2 separate regions of the Homo sapiens genome follow, and region 2 is linked to region 1. A link is a loop called in an ENCODE intact Hi-C map of the cell type or tissue named here. Cell type or tissue: body of pancreas. All regions are shown on one strand. Each heading gives the region's core, and the rest is flanking DNA. Links, peaks and the distances in the headings are about the cores only. Region 1 has its middle 4.8 kb from the start of RASD1. Region 2 overlaps PEMT (phosphatidylethanolamine N-methyltransferase).

The links. Peaks named below come from ENCODE experiments on the same cell type or tissue, not always from the same donor. Only the 100,000 strongest peaks of a DNase experiment are listed, where the experiment ranks them.
Region 2: a loop joins it to region 1, with 2.3 times the contacts of the local background. A loop is called at or near these places in 65 of 110 quality-filtered maps.

Annotation. Positions count from the first base shown.
Region 1 is chr17:17,498,991-17,503,370 of GRCh38, forward strand. No RefSeq gene overlaps it. Among named protein-coding and RNA genes, the nearest start is that of RASD1, 4.8 kb to the left of the region's middle. In body of pancreas, for the core only: a CTCF peak has its summit at 2,174 (motif pointing left); a DNase peak (open chromatin) is centred at 2,201.
Region 2 is chr17:17,555,620-17,559,999 of GRCh38, forward strand. The region is part of intron 2 of PEMT (phosphatidylethanolamine N-methyltransferase); the gene reads right to left. Among named protein-coding and RNA genes, the nearest start is that of PEMT, 34 kb to the right of the region's middle. In body of pancreas, for the core only: no CTCF peak of the experiment used is centred there; a DNase peak (open chromatin) is centred at 2,412; H3K27ac peaks cover 912 bases.

The DNA.
Region 1 (4,380 bases), core at 193-4,192:
TGGCTAATCAGAGTGGCCGGGGAGGACTGGGGGCTGGAAGACAAACAGGAACAACTCGCAACTCACAGAACCATCCGCCCCGTGGATCCCGGAGTCCCACAGAGAGGGAGCACGTGTACTGGGCTTCCCAGCACTCCCGCCGCCTGGGCCCTGTCAGCCATCGCGGCATTTGATGTCCAGGTTGATCACAGTCCCATGCTGTATGCAATAAATAATTCTGTTTTCTGTGTGTTTGGGGCATGAGACAACAAACAGCGTATATGAGGCTATGAGCCTGTCTGTAAATAGTATTTACCTGCAGTGCAGCAATTTTGCTGCTTAGAGGGGAGGGGAACTGTTTAAAATATTTGACAATGTCGGGGGTGATCTGGGGGTGGGCAGGTGGACCCACCCCCCCCCCACCAGCCCCAGGCAGGAAATGCCAGCCACACAGCCTCATTTGAGGGCAAAGAGCAATTAGAAGGTTCTTGAGAGCTGGGCCAGAGGAGAATGCTGGGCACCCCATCAGAGCTTTGCCTGTTGTGGTGTCCTGAGACAGAGTCCACACAAAGGCCAGAAGTGGCTACTTCAGGTGACAGGAACCCAGAGCACCCTCGGGCCTGGGCATTGCCGTGCTGGCCCGTGCGGCCAGAGCCCATCTCTACCAGCGCCTTGGACAGAGGAGGCCCTGAGGCACGCTTCTATCCTGTGTGGCCCTGGTACGCCACCTCCTGAAGAGGAGGAAAGGGGCAAATAGAGCTGGCTTTGCGTTCCCTCTGACAGGCTCCCCTCATCAAGCTGAGATTTTAACTCTGGTAGATTCCTCATCAGTGATGAGCTCTGTACCCGACAGAGCAGACCCTTCCAGCAGAAGCCAGTTCAGCCCAAGGCTCCCGGCTCTGCCCCAGGAACCAAGGGTCAGGATGCACGGAGCTTTGCTGCCCGGCTCAGCCCATCCATCAGCAATATGTCCTCAAAGGCCGTGTGTGCAGAGGTGCTGGCGGAGGGAGTGAGCACCTGTGCAAGCAGGAGCAGGACGGAGGCACTGGATATGGTCAGACCGGACGCCTCTCATGCCCCTCAAGCCCTGAGACAGATTCTGGATTCTAGAAAGCAAAGAGAAAACCTTGAGGAGCTCCATGGGTGATAAGGGAGGCACTGCCTGAGCACCTGCTTTATACACAAGGCAGTCATGACTATGATGGCCATTTTACACATGAGGGGCCGCAGGGTCAGTGTGTGCAGTGTCCGTCTGGCCCAGTGCCACACCATGCCTTTCCTTGGTCTCGCTCTGTCACCCAGGCTGGAGTGCAGTGGTGTGATCTTGGCTCACTACAACCTCCGCCTCCTGGGTTCAAGCGATTCCCCTGCCTCAGCCTCCAGAGTAGCCGGGAGTGCTGGTGCATGCCACCATGCCTGGCTAATTTTTGTATTTTACCTCAGGACCTTTGCATTGCCACTCCCGATGCCCGGAGGCTCTTCCTCCCTCCTGCTTCTTCTTGAAGTTGGGTCTTGGCTCAAATGCCACCTCCTCAGAGAGGCCCACTTGACCACCCTAGCGAAAACAGGTCACACTGCCATGTGTCCCTTCCAAAATTTCCTGTGTGATGGTTGTCACTGATCATTTTCTGGTTCATACTATTCACACTGCTCCATTTTCTCTTAAGTTTTTAGGATACTAGTCTGAATCACAGAACAATACTGCTTTTCTTTTTTTCTTTTTTTTTTTTTTTTTTTTGTTGAGATGGAGTCTCGCTCTGTCGCCAGGCTGGAGTGCAGTGGCATGACCTCGGCTCACTGCAACCTCTGCCTCCCGGGTTCAAGCGATTCTCCTGCCTCAGCCTCCTGAGTAGCTGGGACTACAGGCGCCTGCCACCGCACCCAGCTAGTTTTTTGTATTTTTAGTAGAGATGGGGTTTCACATGTTGACCAGGATGGTCTCGATCTCTTGACCTCGTGGTCTGCCCTCCTCGGCCTCCCAAAGTGCTGGGATTACAGGCATGAACCACCATGCCCGGCTGAATAATACTGCTTTTCTAAGTTAGAAATGGTCACATGCAGTATTGGCAACTTTATATGGTCCAACTTGATATGACTTGGCTATAGTAGGGTGCACAGATGGAAAGTTTACAGCTTGAAGGTTCCCCTCTGTGCACACCTGTGGCAGCACCACATCCAAGCACAGGACACCTCCAGTTCTGAAAAGCTCCCTCGCGCCCTCACCTGGCTAAGCCTCTGCCGACTACACTGGCTTCTACCACCGTAGATCCGTTTTGCCTTTTGTGTCTGGTTTCAATGCATCGTAGGTCCACGACATCCTTCCACAGGTACCGGCCACTCATTCCTTTCCTTGCTGCAGGGGAGACCATTGCGTGACTAAGCCACGACGTGTGTGTCCACTGTCCCGCTGGCGAATGCTGGGGGTTTCAGGAGACAGGATGCAGTGGGGATGGGTGTTAGTTGGTGCTCCCAGGCACTTGTGTCTGTGGGGAGACCCAGGGTGGAACTGCTGCATCATAAGTGGCCCCCCACCTACGGAAATGCACCATTTCTCCCCAAGGAAACAATCCAGCCAATCCCAAATGGCAGGACTGCATGAGAGGTGGCCATCCAGGGGGTCCAGAGTACACTGACAATTAAAAAAAATGATCGGGGCTGGGCGCGGTGGCTCACGCCTATAATCCCAGCACTTTGGGAGGCCGAGGCGATCAGATCACCTGAGGTCAGGAGTTCGAGAGCAGCCTGGCCAACATGGTGACATCCTATCTCTACTAAAAATACAAAATATTAGCCGGGCGTGGTGGCAGACACCTGTAATCCCAGCTACTCAGGAGCTTGAGGCAAGAGAATCACTTGAAGCTGGGAGGTGGAGGTTGCAGTGAGCTGAGATTGCGCCACTGCACTCCAGCCTGGGCAACAAGAGCAAAACTCCGTCTCAAATATAAATAAATAAAAATAAAAATAAAAAATTATCATCAAGGTGGGCATGTAAGAAGATGCACGTGCTGTGAAAAACAGGCTAGAAGTTCCTCAGTGGGTCCAATGTGTGAGTTACCATATGACCTAACAATTCCACACCTAGGTATTTGCCCAAAAGCAATGAAAGCGTGTCTACACAAAAACTGTCCACAAGTGTTTACAGCAGCATTCTTCACAACAGCCCGAAGGTGAGAGCAACCCAAGTGTCCATTGCCTGATGGATAAACACAGCATCTCCATCCACACAGTGGAACACTGTTCAGCAGTAAAAATGACGAGTGCTGAGGCATGGCACTACGCAGCTGAACCTCAAAGACACAGTGCCGAGTGAGAGAAGCCGGACACCAATGGACAAATACCGTGATTCCATTTATAGGAAGTGTCCGGGAGAGGCAAATCCATAGAGACAGAGAGCGGCTTGGTGGCGATTAATGCTGGAGAGGAGTCGGGGGTGACAGCTCAGGGGTACAGGGGTCTCTCTGGGGAGTGACGAAAATGTTTTCATGATTGTGGTGATGCTTGCACAACTCTTTGGATAAACAAAAACTCACAGAATTGTGTGTATGGCTTGTGAATTGTATGTATGGGTGAATTGTATGTATGGCTTGTGAATTATATCTCAGTAAAGATGTTAAAATTATAATAGAAATGAAACCATAAAATTGGCCAGGTGGCAGGACTGTGTGCTCCAGGTTGAGAAGCGTGAATCTCGCCCCCTGATGAACAGGTACTGGTTCCAGCCCAGCCCTCTCACGACACCCGGCAGCCACCTGCCTGTTGCAGAGGGACTCAGGATCTCTCCAGCTCCCCTGGACCCGCCCACCATGGGGGCTACCCTTTTGTTCCCCATTCATCCCCAAATCCTGGACATTCTCCCCCTTACACATCTCTCATGTTCCCTCTTCCCACCTCACGCCTCTGTCCAGGGCCTAGCACCATCACCACTGCCCAGAACAACTCTGTAGGGGCCTCCCCACCCTGGGGGCCTCCTCACAGTAGGAGACCCTGTTTCCACCCTGCAGCCAAGGGGAACCTGTCACTTTCCTCCCATACTTCATTTGTTTCTTGGAACCTGAGTCCCTCACCAGGCCTGCCTGTTGCAAGGGACACTCGGGAGCCCTGGACCCTCTCCTGGGTCGGCCCACCACAGCCGTGGCACATGCTGTTCCCTTGGGCGGGAAGGCTCCTCACCCACCCCACTGCCTCACCTCCTGACACCTGCTCACACCCAGATCTGACTTCAAAACTCACCTCACCAGCGAGAATGATTCTGCAGAGCCTGAGGACGCAGATCGATCATGGCAGCGATGAGAGGAAAACATCCCGCCCTGTCCCCATCCTGCAGTGGCTTGTCCCAAGGGGTGGCGTGCCCCTGAGGGCAGGGCATGAAAACCATGCTCATAGCTGAGTGAGTCCCCTGCC
Region 2 (4,380 bases), core at 252-4,251, 57 kb after region 1:
GGTTCCACTCAGAAGGTGGCCTGGGCTCCCCTGAAAGCCAATTTGGTCACATCGGCTCTGACCACGGCCCATCCACCCAGACCACTAAAGCCTGTCACGATCATCCCAGGGCCCAGCCAGCCCCTGTGCTGCCCTCCGATCACACAGAAGCAAATGCTCGCCCTCTGGGGCGGAAGCCACCTGTTTTTCTGCCTCCCATCCTCTGAATATGGCATCTGGGTGGGGCAGGCAGAGTGGCTCCCATAGAAGGAGGGGGATGCGTGGGTCCCTGGGCTTCTCCTCCAGGTCTCCCTCTGCCTGGGAAGAGCCAGCAGGCTTGAATGCTCCGCTCCTTTCACAGATGATGTGGCTTTAAGGAAACATGCTCTGAGGCCTTGAAGTGCTGCGCACTGTGCCGGGCACCAGGCCTCCATGATGAGCGGAACACAGCCACTCCTGGGGAAGGGCACAAGCAGCAGTCACACGTCGCACTGAAGTGGCTGGATGGACGCCAGAGAGTCCAGAGGCAGGTGAGGGGGTGTCCCCCAGACCATGAGCTCCAGAGAACAGGGCCAGGTCCTGCTCAACTGAGCATCCCTAAAACTCAGGAACAGGTCTTCTGACTCTCAGAGCAGCCCTGCGAGGCAGCTGTCATTGGGAGTCTCATTGCCCAAGAGAGAAGGGCCTGGCCCAGGTACCCAGCAAACTGGATGCTCAGCCAAGGCCGGAGCCTTCTGCATGGGAGCCTTCCTTCCTTCCTTCCTGCTCTCTCTCTCTCACTTTTTTTTTTTTTTAGACGGAGTCTCGCTCTGTCGCCCAAGCCAGAATGCAATGGGATGATCTTGGCTCACTGCAACTCCCGCTTCCTGGGTTCAAGAGGTTCCCCTGCCTCAGCCTCCCGAGTAGCTGGGATTACAGGCACGTGCCACCACACCTGGCTGTTTTTTGTATTTTTAGTAGAGAGGGGGTTTCACCATGTTGGCCAGGCTGGTCTCAAACTCCTGACCTCAGATGATCCACCTGCCTCAGCCTCCCAAAGTGCTGGGATTACAGGTGTGAGCCGCTGCGCCTGGCCCTTCCTGCAAATTTCTGTTGCCTCTGAACATGCATGGGGCTGTCTGAAGCCTCCTCCCTCCTTCAGAGAGGCCACATGAGCCACTCCAAGCAACTGGGACTGAGAGGAAGGTTAAAATGCCCTTTGTCTGCTGGAAGATCCTTGGAGTGGGAGCTTTGCTATTAATGGGGAAATCAAATGCGTCTGCAGATGTCGTGGCTCCCGCAGTGCTGTGGCCCACTGCCTCTCAGTGGGAAAGCAAGGTTCTCATCTTCAGCCAAGCACAGGATGCAGAAAAGAGACAGAGAAGCCCTCAGTCTTGGCAGATCCGCAGGGGCTCTAAGAGGACATAATTTGCCTCTGATGCCTCAAATCTCCCTCACCTTGCTGAGCTGCTTCTAGGTTGCTGCCAGAGGATTCAGTCCCAGGTCAGATGCCTGCCTGGCATCCCTTAACCCCTGGCTTTTCCCCCGGAGCCTCTGCACTCAGCAATGCCCCCAACCACTACCACCCATGCACCGGCTCCCGGCCTCTGGGCAGCCTGTTAGTCTTTCCTGCCTGGCTGATTCTTGCCGCCACCTCCCCAGCCTGACCCTCACGCAGGGACACACCAGAGCAGCAGACCTACATAGAGCCGACACCTCTGGCCACCCTGTACTGGGCTCCACTGGCCCTTGTTTCTTTGTCCCTTGCTTCATTATGAAAGGGACGTGACATGCTGACAAAATTACACATGGTAAACAGACAGGAAACACAAAATGGAAGATGCTGGTGCACGCAGAAAGTCTTGGAGGAGGAGAGCCAGGTGTGTGGTTGAGAAGCCCCCGCTGCCTCAGAGGCTCCTGGCTCGCTCTGGGACCCAGGCGGTAATGAGGATGCCTAAGCAGGTCCCTGCAGCCTCCGGAGTCAACTTCCTGCTCATGGCCAAAAGCCCACAGCGCCCAGAACAGTACTTTCCATTGGGGCAAATGCCCAGGAGATGTTTGCTGAATGAATAAAGAACCAAGGCAAAGCTCAGCAGGACTGAAATGGGGTGGGCCCAAGCCAGCACCAAGGAGTAGAGGGGGACATTGCAGGGGCTGGTGACAATGACAGGCCACTCTCCCAGTTCCATGTAGAGCCAGGCGTCCGGGACTGTCAGGTGTTCCCGAGGGAAAATACTGGCTCCTGGAGCCCATGGCTGCCAAGCTGAGCTTCAAGCCGGCCTCACCCTCCCCAGGGTTTACTAGGAGGAAATGGCATCTCTAAGCGAATGGCCAGGGAGGGCCAGGGACTAGCTAGGGACAGAACCATGCTTGGCTGGCTGGGCTAAACACCAGAACCCCAAGAGCTTGGCACCTGCAGTAGCTTCCTGCTGCAGGACAGTCAGAGGAGCCAGCTGGAGGCACGGAAAGAAAGGGCAGTGGAGGCTGGGCACAGGAGCGTATGCTTACAGTCCCAGCACTTTGGGAGGGTGAGGCGGCAGAATCGCTGGAGCCCAGGAGTTTGAGACCAGCCTGGGCAACATGGCGAGACTCCCGTCTCCACACACATACAAACACACACACACACACACACAAATTTAAAAATTAGGGCTGGGCGTGGTGGCTCATGCCTGCAATCCCAGGGCTTTGGGAGGCTGAGGCAGGTGGAACACCTGAGGTCAAGAGTTCGAAACCAGCCTGGCCAACATGGTGAAACACTGTCTCTACTACAAATACAAAAAATTAGCTGGGTGTGGTGGCACACGCCTGTAATCCCAGCTACTTGGGAGGCTGAGGCAGGAGAATTGCTTGAACCTGGGAGGCAGGGGTTGCAGTGAGCTGAGATCGTGCCATTGTACTCCAACCTGGGCAACAAGAGTGAAACTCTATCTCAAAAAAAAAAAACAAAAAACAAAAAAAATTAGCCAGGCATGGTGACGTGTGGCTGTATTCCCAGCTACTTGGGCTGAAATGGGAGGATCGCCTGAGCCCAGGAGGCAGAGGTTGCAGTGAGCAGAGATGGCGCTACTGCACTCCTGCCCAGGCAGAGTGAGAACCAGTCTCACGAAAAAAAAAAAAAAAAACAAAAAGAAAGGGCAGCAGAGTGGACCGGAGCCTGGCTTGACAACGGGTTTGTAGTGATTTCTGAGCCCTCCTAGGCCTCAGGTGCTCCATGTACACTATAACAAGGTCCCTTCCAGCCGACACCCCTCCCAGAGCCTGCCCCCACCACCTAGCAGGAAGCACCACTCCAAGGTCAGCCCACCCAACCAGGGTCCTAAGAGAAGCACGAAAGAATTCTTAGCAAGTCTGATTGGAAAGGTTTCCATCAGCAAGTCCTTCACCATTTCCAAAATGCATCCCATCCCAACCCTGCTCTCTCTGCATCCCTGCCATGGTTGCAGAAACCTTCACAAAATCCAAATCAGACCTCGTCTCTGCTCACTTCACCCCGTCGCAGCTTCTTACGCTCCCCCCCATTTTTACAGACAAGGAAACTGAGTCCCAGAGGCCCGGTATGACCCGCCGGGGCTGCACAGCTAGCAAGTGTGCTGGCGAGGCTGGTCCCAGCCCCTTCTCCACGCCTGGCTCCAAGACATAGGACTTCAGAAAAGGGGACCCTGGGGAGGGCTGGAGGCAGTGGGGTCTGAAGGAACACTACGTTAGGACTTCCCATGCAAGCCTTGCCAGTGAGATCAACACCACTGTACCCATTTCACAGAAGAGGAAACTGAGGCTCACAGAGGCTAACTGACCTGCTCGAGGCAGGCAGAACAGGACTGGAAGCCAGGCAGCCTGTTTAAAGCGGGTGCCTGCCCCTCAGAGGCCTGTCGGGGAAGGGAACCCGCTGTGAAGGGGGCCAGCCAGAGCCTGGGCACCTGTGGAGAGGGACAGGGGTCAGAGGCAGTCCAGCACTGAGCTCCTTGAAACGGGCCTGTGAGTCCTCAGAGGTGCCAAAGGCTGGTGGGGCCAGATGAAGGCCAGTTCTGGCTGGTAAGGGACGTCCAAGTAGGGGTGGAGGAATTGTGGCCTCTGGATTGGGTGGGCATTTGTGGTTATCAGTGAGTCTGGGCCAGGATTCCCAGGAAACCCTAGGCACAGAGGGGAGCCCGAGAACAGGATGGCAACAGAAGTGTGGGGGCAGAAAAGGCCCACCATGCAGCCCCACGCCCTCCCAGTTTCTGAGTGGGGAACCTATGGTTCAGAGCAGTGAAACGGCAAGCCCAGGCCAATCAGTGGTGTGACTGGGGCTGGAGCCCCGCTGCACGGCTGCGAGTGGCCCGGTGCTCTTCCTGGCCTGAGTGGGCCCCACCTGAGTGCTGGGAAGTCAGAGGTGGACAAAGCCTCTGAGGCCTACCGGCTACTCTACCCCACCTAAGGCCT